Regions from separate parts of the Homo sapiens genome. Here all the other regions are linked to region 1. Evidence: read pairs that join two places in POLR2A ChIA-PET (ENCODE). Cell type or tissue: GM12878. All regions are shown on one strand.

Evidence for each region. ChIA-PET counts read pairs that join two places held together with the same protein. Peaks named below come from ENCODE experiments on the same cell type or tissue, not always from the same donor. Only the 100,000 strongest peaks of a DNase experiment are listed, where the experiment ranks them.
Region 2: POLR2A ChIA-PET joins it to region 1 with 7 read pairs; 2 of 35 experiments call an interaction of 5 or more read pairs at or near these places.
Region 3: POLR2A ChIA-PET joins it to region 1 with 5 read pairs; 4 of 35 experiments call an interaction of 5 or more read pairs at or near these places.

Annotation. Positions count from the first base shown.
Region 1 is chr1:100,041,844-100,044,343 of GRCh38, forward strand. All of the region lies in intron 1 of SLC71A1 (solute carrier family 71 member 1), which reads left to right. Among named protein-coding and RNA genes, the nearest start is that of SLC71A1, 5.0 kb to the left of the region's middle. In GM12878, no CTCF peak of the experiment used is centred here; no DNase peak of the experiment used is centred here; H3K4me3 peaks cover 1,461 bases; H3K27ac peaks cover 76 bases.
Region 2 is chr1:99,748,648-99,751,147 of GRCh38, forward strand. FRRS1 (ferric chelate reductase 1) reads right to left here. Exons shown (of 17, transcript NM_001361041.2): 2 at 250-354; 3 at 1-121. The coding sequence starts at 121. Among named protein-coding and RNA genes, the nearest start is that of FRRS1, 17 kb to the right of the region's middle. In GM12878, no CTCF peak of the experiment used is centred here; a DNase peak (open chromatin) is centred at 1,504; H3K4me3 peaks cover 372 bases; H3K27ac peaks cover 1,381 bases.
Region 3 is chr1:100,422,935-100,425,434 of GRCh38, forward strand. It overlaps CDC14A (cell division cycle 14A), which reads left to right. Exons shown (of 16, transcript NM_003672.4): 5 at 1,288-1,367. LOC105379827 (a long non-coding RNA gene) reads right to left here and starts at 1,138. Exons shown (of 3, transcript XR_007066254.1): 1 at 931-1,138. In GM12878, no CTCF peak of the experiment used is centred here; a DNase peak (open chromatin) is centred at 1,207.

The DNA.
Region 1 (2,500 bases):
AACCTGGGAGGCCAAGATTGCAGTGAGCCTAGATCACGCCACTGCATTCCAGCCTGGGTGATGGAGTGAAACTGTCTCAAAAAAAAAAAAAAAGAAGTTTTTAGTTACAGGTTTTCATGTATGTAACATTCAGTGTAGGTATTTAAGACAGCTGAAATAAAAATACCTTCTGACATTTTCAAATACTAGAATTCTGTTTTGTTTTATTAAAGCATTACCACTTGTTTTTAAGCATTCCTGTTAGAGGCTAAGAGCTAAAGAGTTATTTACAGTATTCAAATTGAATTTTCCTTATCTTTTAAAATGCTCATCTTAAAATATGATCTTTATTGTTTTGGCCATACAATTGTGGAACTACATCTCTGACAGTGGAAAATGTATAGTTCTTTCAGAAGTTTGTGGTAAAATGACTTTAAAGATTTGATAGAAAGTAAGGCATATCTGAATTGCATGGTCGGAAGTACCTGAAAAAAGTAAAATTGATATATCATTTGAAAATGAAATGCATATCCCTGGATAAGCAGAGCACCAGATTTTTTTTTTCTTGGCATCCCTGATTTTAATTAAATAGGAGTCAGCAACCGTTTCAAGAGCAGGACCCAAGCTCTGACCCTTTGCACTCTTCACCTGCAAGGATGGCTGAAGTAGTGGCAGGAAAGCTCTCTGGGATGTAGGGCCTTTGTAGACCCAGAGAGCTGTTAAATAACCTTTGGTTGCTAGCATGCAAGCAATAAGAAGGGCCTGTGGTGCTTTTCTTTTTCTTTCTTTTTTTTTTTCTTTTGAGACAGAGTTTTGCTCTTGTTGCTCAGGCTGGGGTGCAATGGCGTGATCTTGGCTCACAGCAACCTCTGCCTCCCTGGTTCAAGGAATTCTCCTACCTTAGCCTCCTGAATAGCTGGGATTACAGGCATGTGCCATCATGCCCAGCTAATTTTTGTATTTTTTTAGTAGAGACCGGATTTTACCATGTTGGCCAGGCTGGTCTCGAACTCTTGACTTCGGGTGATCCACCTGCCTCAGTCTTCCAAAGTGGGATTACAGGTGTCAGCCACTGCGCCTGGCCCCGTGGTGCTTTTCAAAAAGCCTAGAAACATCAGGGTGTTTATATTGTCTTTGGCAGGTGTGTGGCTGGCAGCATCATTAATTACTTAGCTCCTTACCTCCATGGTTCAGTGTTTGGTTTAGATTGGTGTGTTTGGGGATAAATTAATATGCAGTTTTTTTTTCAGATGGCTATATGCATCCAGTTCATCCTCATGTAGTTAGAAGACTTGCATACCAACATAATCAGACCGTCTGCAGAAATTCTCCTACAGTTGAAATGTAACTCCTTTGCAGCTACTGAAAGTTTAAAGTTTAAGTAAAAAAATGAATAGCTTTCTTCAGGTAACATTCTGACAAGTCTGTATGATTTAAAAGTTTCAATTATAAGGAACTCTGATTGTCTTTTAGCATTATTTTAAATTGGAAGTGTGAAAGTAACAGTTGACAGTTTCAGCCAGGGTACATCAAGAAGAGATGAATATGGGTATAATATAGCTCTCAAAATTTCCAGTACTTTATAACAAAGAAATATCCCTCCCACTGCCCTGTTTTTTAAAAAATAAATAATACATGTTTTCCTTCCAGTCGTGGGAAACTTAATAGAATGGTTCAGGAGGGACAAGTATATGCAGCATACCTGTCATTTTCCATTCAAGTTTTACTTTATTTTTAAAATTTATTATTTTTTAAAATATTTCAATAGTTTTGGGGTACAGGTGGGTTTTTGGTTACATAGATGTTTTTTAGTGATGATTTCTGAGATTTTAGTGCACCTGTCACCTGACCAGTGTATACTGTACCCAATATATAGTCTTTTATCCCTCTCAAGCTTCCCCCCCATCCTCAAAGTCCATTCTATTAGTCTTACGCCTTTGCGTCCTCATAGCTGAACTCTCACTTGTAAGTGAGAACATACGACATTTGGTTTTCCATTCCTGAATTACTCACTTAGAATAATGGCCTCCAATTCCATCCAAGTTTCTGCAAAAGACATTATTTCATTCCTTTTTATGGCTAAGTATTCAATGGTATATATACACCACATTTTCTTTATCCACTTGTTGGTCATTGGGCACTTGGGTTGGTTCCATATCTTTGCAGTTGTGAATTGTGCTGCTATAAACATGCATGTACATGTGTCTTTTTCATATAATGACTTCTTTTACTTTGGGTGGGTACCCAGTAGTGGGATTGCTGGATCAAACAGTAGTTCTATTTTTAGTTCTTTAAGGAATCGCCATACTGTTTTCCATAGTGGTTGTACTAGTTTACATTCCCAACAGCAGTGTCAAAGTGTTCATTTGTCACCACATCCACACCATCTATTATTTTTTGATTTTTAAATTATGGCCATTCTTGCAGGAGTAAATGATATCTCATTGTGGTTTTAATTTGCATTTCCCTGATAATTGGTGATGTTGAGCATCTTTTCATATGTTTGTTGGCTTATTGTATG
Region 2 (2,500 bases), 290 kb before region 1:
GACCATGTTCAGGAATCATTCCATGGCATGACTGTGTTACTTTTCCATTGGGATAATTAGCCACATAACTAATGTGCAACAGAAGTATGCAGGTACCAAGAGTAAATCCAGAAACTGCCATCTCAAAAAGAAGGGTAAAAGCCCATTATTGTCATATATAATTAAAATATAAAAGCTTTTACACAACTGGACCATAATTCTAGATAACTACTTGCTTTCTGTGTTCAGCAAACCATATTCTCAACATACCTGATAAAAAGAATGTGATATGTGAAGTTTCACCCGAATTTCAATCTCAGCTCTACAAATTACTGTGAGACTTTGGGCAAATCATTTAATCCTCCACTTCCTTACCTGAAAAATAAGGAAACAAAGATCTCTTTTCAATGCTGTTTTTTTTTTCTCGAGACATAGATCTCGCTCTGTTGCCCGAGCTGGAGTGCAGTGGCACAATCTCGGCTCACTGCAACCTCCGCCTCCCGGGTTCAAGTGATTCTCTTGCCTCAGCTTCCCCAGTAGCTGAGAATACAGGCATGCGCCACCACACCTGGCTAATTTTTGTATTTTGGTAGAGACGGAGTTACACCAGGCTGGTCTCGAACTCCTGACCTTAGGTGATCCGCCCACCTTGGCCTCCCAAAGTTCTGGGATTACAGGCATGAGCCACTGTGCCTGGCCCAATGTTGTTTAAATAAAAATGAAAATATAGCTCAAAATCTGACAAGGAAGATAATAAATAATAGCTTTCTTTATTATCAATTGGAAATAATAAACTAGTCAATAAAAGCAAAAGGTTTTACTCCACGTCATCCTAGAAAGCTTAAAGAACAAAGAAGAAATGTTTCTTCTGGATTTAAATATCATCACCTGAATAAATCTATGATAAGACTTTTCCCAACTTCCTATTAAACTGATCATGATGACTGGGTGGATTATTTAATTTGCAATACTGAAAACTGAGGATAACAGAGAACCAATTGGTAGAGATAATAATTCTACTACATGTAGCCCAGATACTTCTGAATTAAGAAACACAATTGTCAGCCCACACAATCTTCTTCCCTCCCACAGCTCCAATCTTCCTCTTAGCATCTGGATAATAGAAAACCAGCTACTTTACCTCAGTCCCACACTCTTGTAGCCCAGATCAACCACTTTGCTTCATGCATATATTCAAAACCTGCAAATCACAGGACTCAACAAGGCTGGAGGTGATGAGCAGTGACATGATACATGGCAGTAAATAAAGTTAACACCATGGACAGGTTGCAGATGGGAAACACCTAAGAGGCAGTTTATTATTTATAGAAAAGGAGTTTTCTATATCATATATCTGGTCATAGACAATAGCAGCCTTAGAATCACTAGAAAAAATTATTGTTTTTTAGTTATGTCAATCAGGAGCAACTATTTAACCGCAGCCTAACCTGCTGGGGTTTTATCAGAGCCTACATGACCTGGAGGATGGGAAATACCCAATTCCTGCCCACATTAGCCATCCTGTTTCACTTAAGTGGGGGAAGAACCTTGAAGCGGTTGTGAAGTTCACACTCCAGGGGCATAAGCTCACTAAAATACTGAGGTCTACTCACAGGACTACAGAACAGTTCTCCTCCTCCCTCTCCTTACCACCACATTATTAAAGGCCTATTTACAGCAGTTCCTTTTACCCACTGCATCATGTCCAGTTATTAAGAACAAATTACAAGGCATACTGAAAGGCAGAGAACACAATTTGAAGAAATAGAGCAAGCCTCAGAACCAGACTTAGGTATGATGGAGATGTTGGAATTATTAGACCAGGAATTTAAAACATTATGATTAAGATGCTAAATGCTCCAATGGATAAAGTAGATGGCATGCAAGAACAAATGCACAGAGATGGAAATTCTCAGAACCAAAAAGAAATGCTAGAGATCAAAAACACTTTAAAAGAAGTGAAGTATGGGCTTGTGGGTAGACTGGACATATCTGAGATAAGAATCTCTTAGCCCGAAGATATCTCAATAGAAAAATATCAAACTGAAAAGAAAAAAAAAAAGACTGAAAAAGAGAACAGATCCAAGAACTGTGGAACTACAAAAGGTACAACAAATGTGGAATCGGAATTCCAGAAGGAGAAGAGGGAAGGAAACAGAAGAATTATTTGAAAAAATTATGACTGAGAATTTCCCCCAAACTATTATCAGACACACAATACCAAGTAGGATAAATAAATAAATAATAAATAAAAAACTACATCTAGGTATATATGATGGTTAATTTATATGTCAACTTGACTGGGCTGAGGGATGTTCTGATAGCTGATAAAATATTATTTCTGGAAGTGTCTATGAATGTATTTCTAAAAGAGGTTAGCATCCCAGTCAGGAAACTGAGTAAAAAGATCACCTCACCAAAGTGGGTAGGTATCATCTAATCCTCTGAGGCCCTAAATAGAATAAAAAAGCAGAGGAAGAGGGAATTACTCTCTCTTCTTGATCTGAGACATCCCTCTTCT
Region 3 (2,500 bases), 380 kb after region 1:
AGAACCAAGACTCTGCCATTCTTGTCATTGAAATGCATAGGGTTTTGATGTTGGGACATACTAAGGAAATAGTGCCACTAATTTTAGGTAGAGAAGATTGTAGGAATTAAGCTCGTTTCTGACTATAGAGGAAAAGGACCAAGACCATCGGCTCAGAATTAAAAAATTAAATTGCTCTTGGAATAAAATTGAGCTCTCCCAGTGGTTTGTATTGCTCTTCACATTCCGGCCACTGCCTGGCTTTCTCCCGCCCCCTGTCCTCTTCTCTCAGTCCTAGCCACACTGACCTCCTTTTCCTCCAACTTACCAAGCTCTTTCCCACCTCAGGGAACTTGTCTTTGTCATTCTCATGCCTGGATAGCCATTCCTCCTTCCCCTTAGCTCTTCCTGTGGTTCTCCCCATCTAGAGTCTAGATCTTACCCTGAACATCACCCAGAGACCCCTCCCTGACTACCTTGACTCAGGTAGCTGCTTTCCAGGCCCCTGTTTATTTACTTTTCAGCATTTACCTTAGACTGTATTTATTTTTGTTGATTATTGTCTTTGCCCCACAAGCATAAATTCTATTAAGGGAGGTGCCAGTACCTGATACAGTGCCTGGCATATACTATATACTCAGTATCTATGTATATTACCTGGGAGTTGTTCACTGGTTTTAAGGAATCCTTTTTTGTTTGTGTCTTTAAGATTAGTTCATCTTGTCAGACTAGAGGGATTTAAGTAGCTTTGGTATCAAAATCCAAGATAATATGTTTTCCAATACTCTTACCCATACACATTTTCACCCATTTTATTGTGATTTTATTGAGTGTCTAGAGAGCAACACTGGCTTTCCTCAAGAGTAGGCTGAAAATTCAGTAGATACCCCATGGATATTGTGCTCACTGTGAGAAGTCTTTCAAAATTTACCAGGCACTGAAATAACTCACCTCAGGTCTTCGATGAAGGTCAGGGAGGTGTGCGTTGGTCTTTGGTGAGCACACGGTATATTATGAGGGTACAACTGTCGCTGCCATTGTGTCTGTTCAGTGTGCCTTTGTAAAGAGCCTGGGATGGCCTCTTCATGGATCTGCCCTCTGTCTCTAAGCTTACCCATGGAGAAGACAAAGGCTGCTGCGCAGCTTCATGCTGAAAAGGAAATGTTGGCAAGTTGTTGCTTTGTAAAGATCAACACTATCACCGTAACAGCTGTCACTCAAAGTGGAGGAAGTGAAATGCAAATTTGGTGAGTAATTAGTTTTGTGTCATTCTTGGGTGTTCTAAATGTTACTATTTATCTGTCTTAGGTAATCTATTTAAAGAAGACACCAGAAGAAGCCTACAGAGCACTCCTGTCTGGCTCAAACCCCCCCTATCTTCCATTCAGGTATAACTCCTGGTGAGACTTGGGTTAAACTTTTGCTACAGAGCTGGACACTTTAGAGTTGGGTTGTAGTGTTTTTTAATTGTCTTAAGATAATAACCATTATGTTATATGGAATGAAATGAGATGGTAGTTTTTATTATTTCATTTCGTAGAGTTTTATCCCCCTAGCTAGCAAGAATAAAAGAGCTTTCTTCTTGTAGGAATTTATTTTTTTCTTTGAATCCTTTCTATATCTTTACAGTTTATGTCAAGCACAAAAAGTGCCTCATTTATAAGCTAATAATCATGTCAAGATTTGTTGGATTTCAGTAATCTACATCATTGATTCATCCATTCATTCTTTCATTTCATAAGCAGTGATTGAGCTCTGGTCACATGTCAGAGGCCGGGGATATAGAATAAGACCCTCTAAGATTCTTCAGGAGCACCTGTTTAGTGGGGACCCTAAATCACCAGTTTGGCACACAAATCTGACTGGCATCCCCAGGAAGCCTTTCTCTCATTACTGTGTTTTCTAAGTATCATCAAAAGAAGATCTTTTAAAAATTTGGGGTGAACTTGAGCTCATTTAAAAAGTAGAAGGGGACTGGGTGCAGTAGCTCATGGCTGTAATCCCAGCACTTTGGGAGGCTGAGGCTGGTGGATAGCTTGAGCCCAGGAGTTCGAGACCAGCCTGGGCAACATGGTGAAACCCCGTCTCTACTAAAAATACAAAAGTTAGCCAGGCATAGTGGTATGTGCTTGTAGTCCCAGCTACTTGAGAGGCTGAAGTGGGAGGATCGCTTGAGCCTGGGAGGTCAAGGCTGCAGTAAGCTGAGATCGCCCCACTACACTCCAGCGTGGGTGACAGAGTGATACCGTTTCTCAAATAAATAAATACATACATACATACAGTAGAAGGGACCATACATCAAAACTCCCATAACACTTACCTCTGCTAGAATTGTGAATGATTCTAATATTTTTGCCTTTTTTGCTTGTGTGTCCAAATCTGCAAGCATGTGTATTGCTTATTGCTTATTATTATTACCATAATTAACCAACACAATGAGCGAAAGGAATGGGAGTGACTGAGAAGACTCTGCTTGTCTGTCTTCCTCATTCTGCTGTAAACTCTCAGAGGGCAGGCCCCA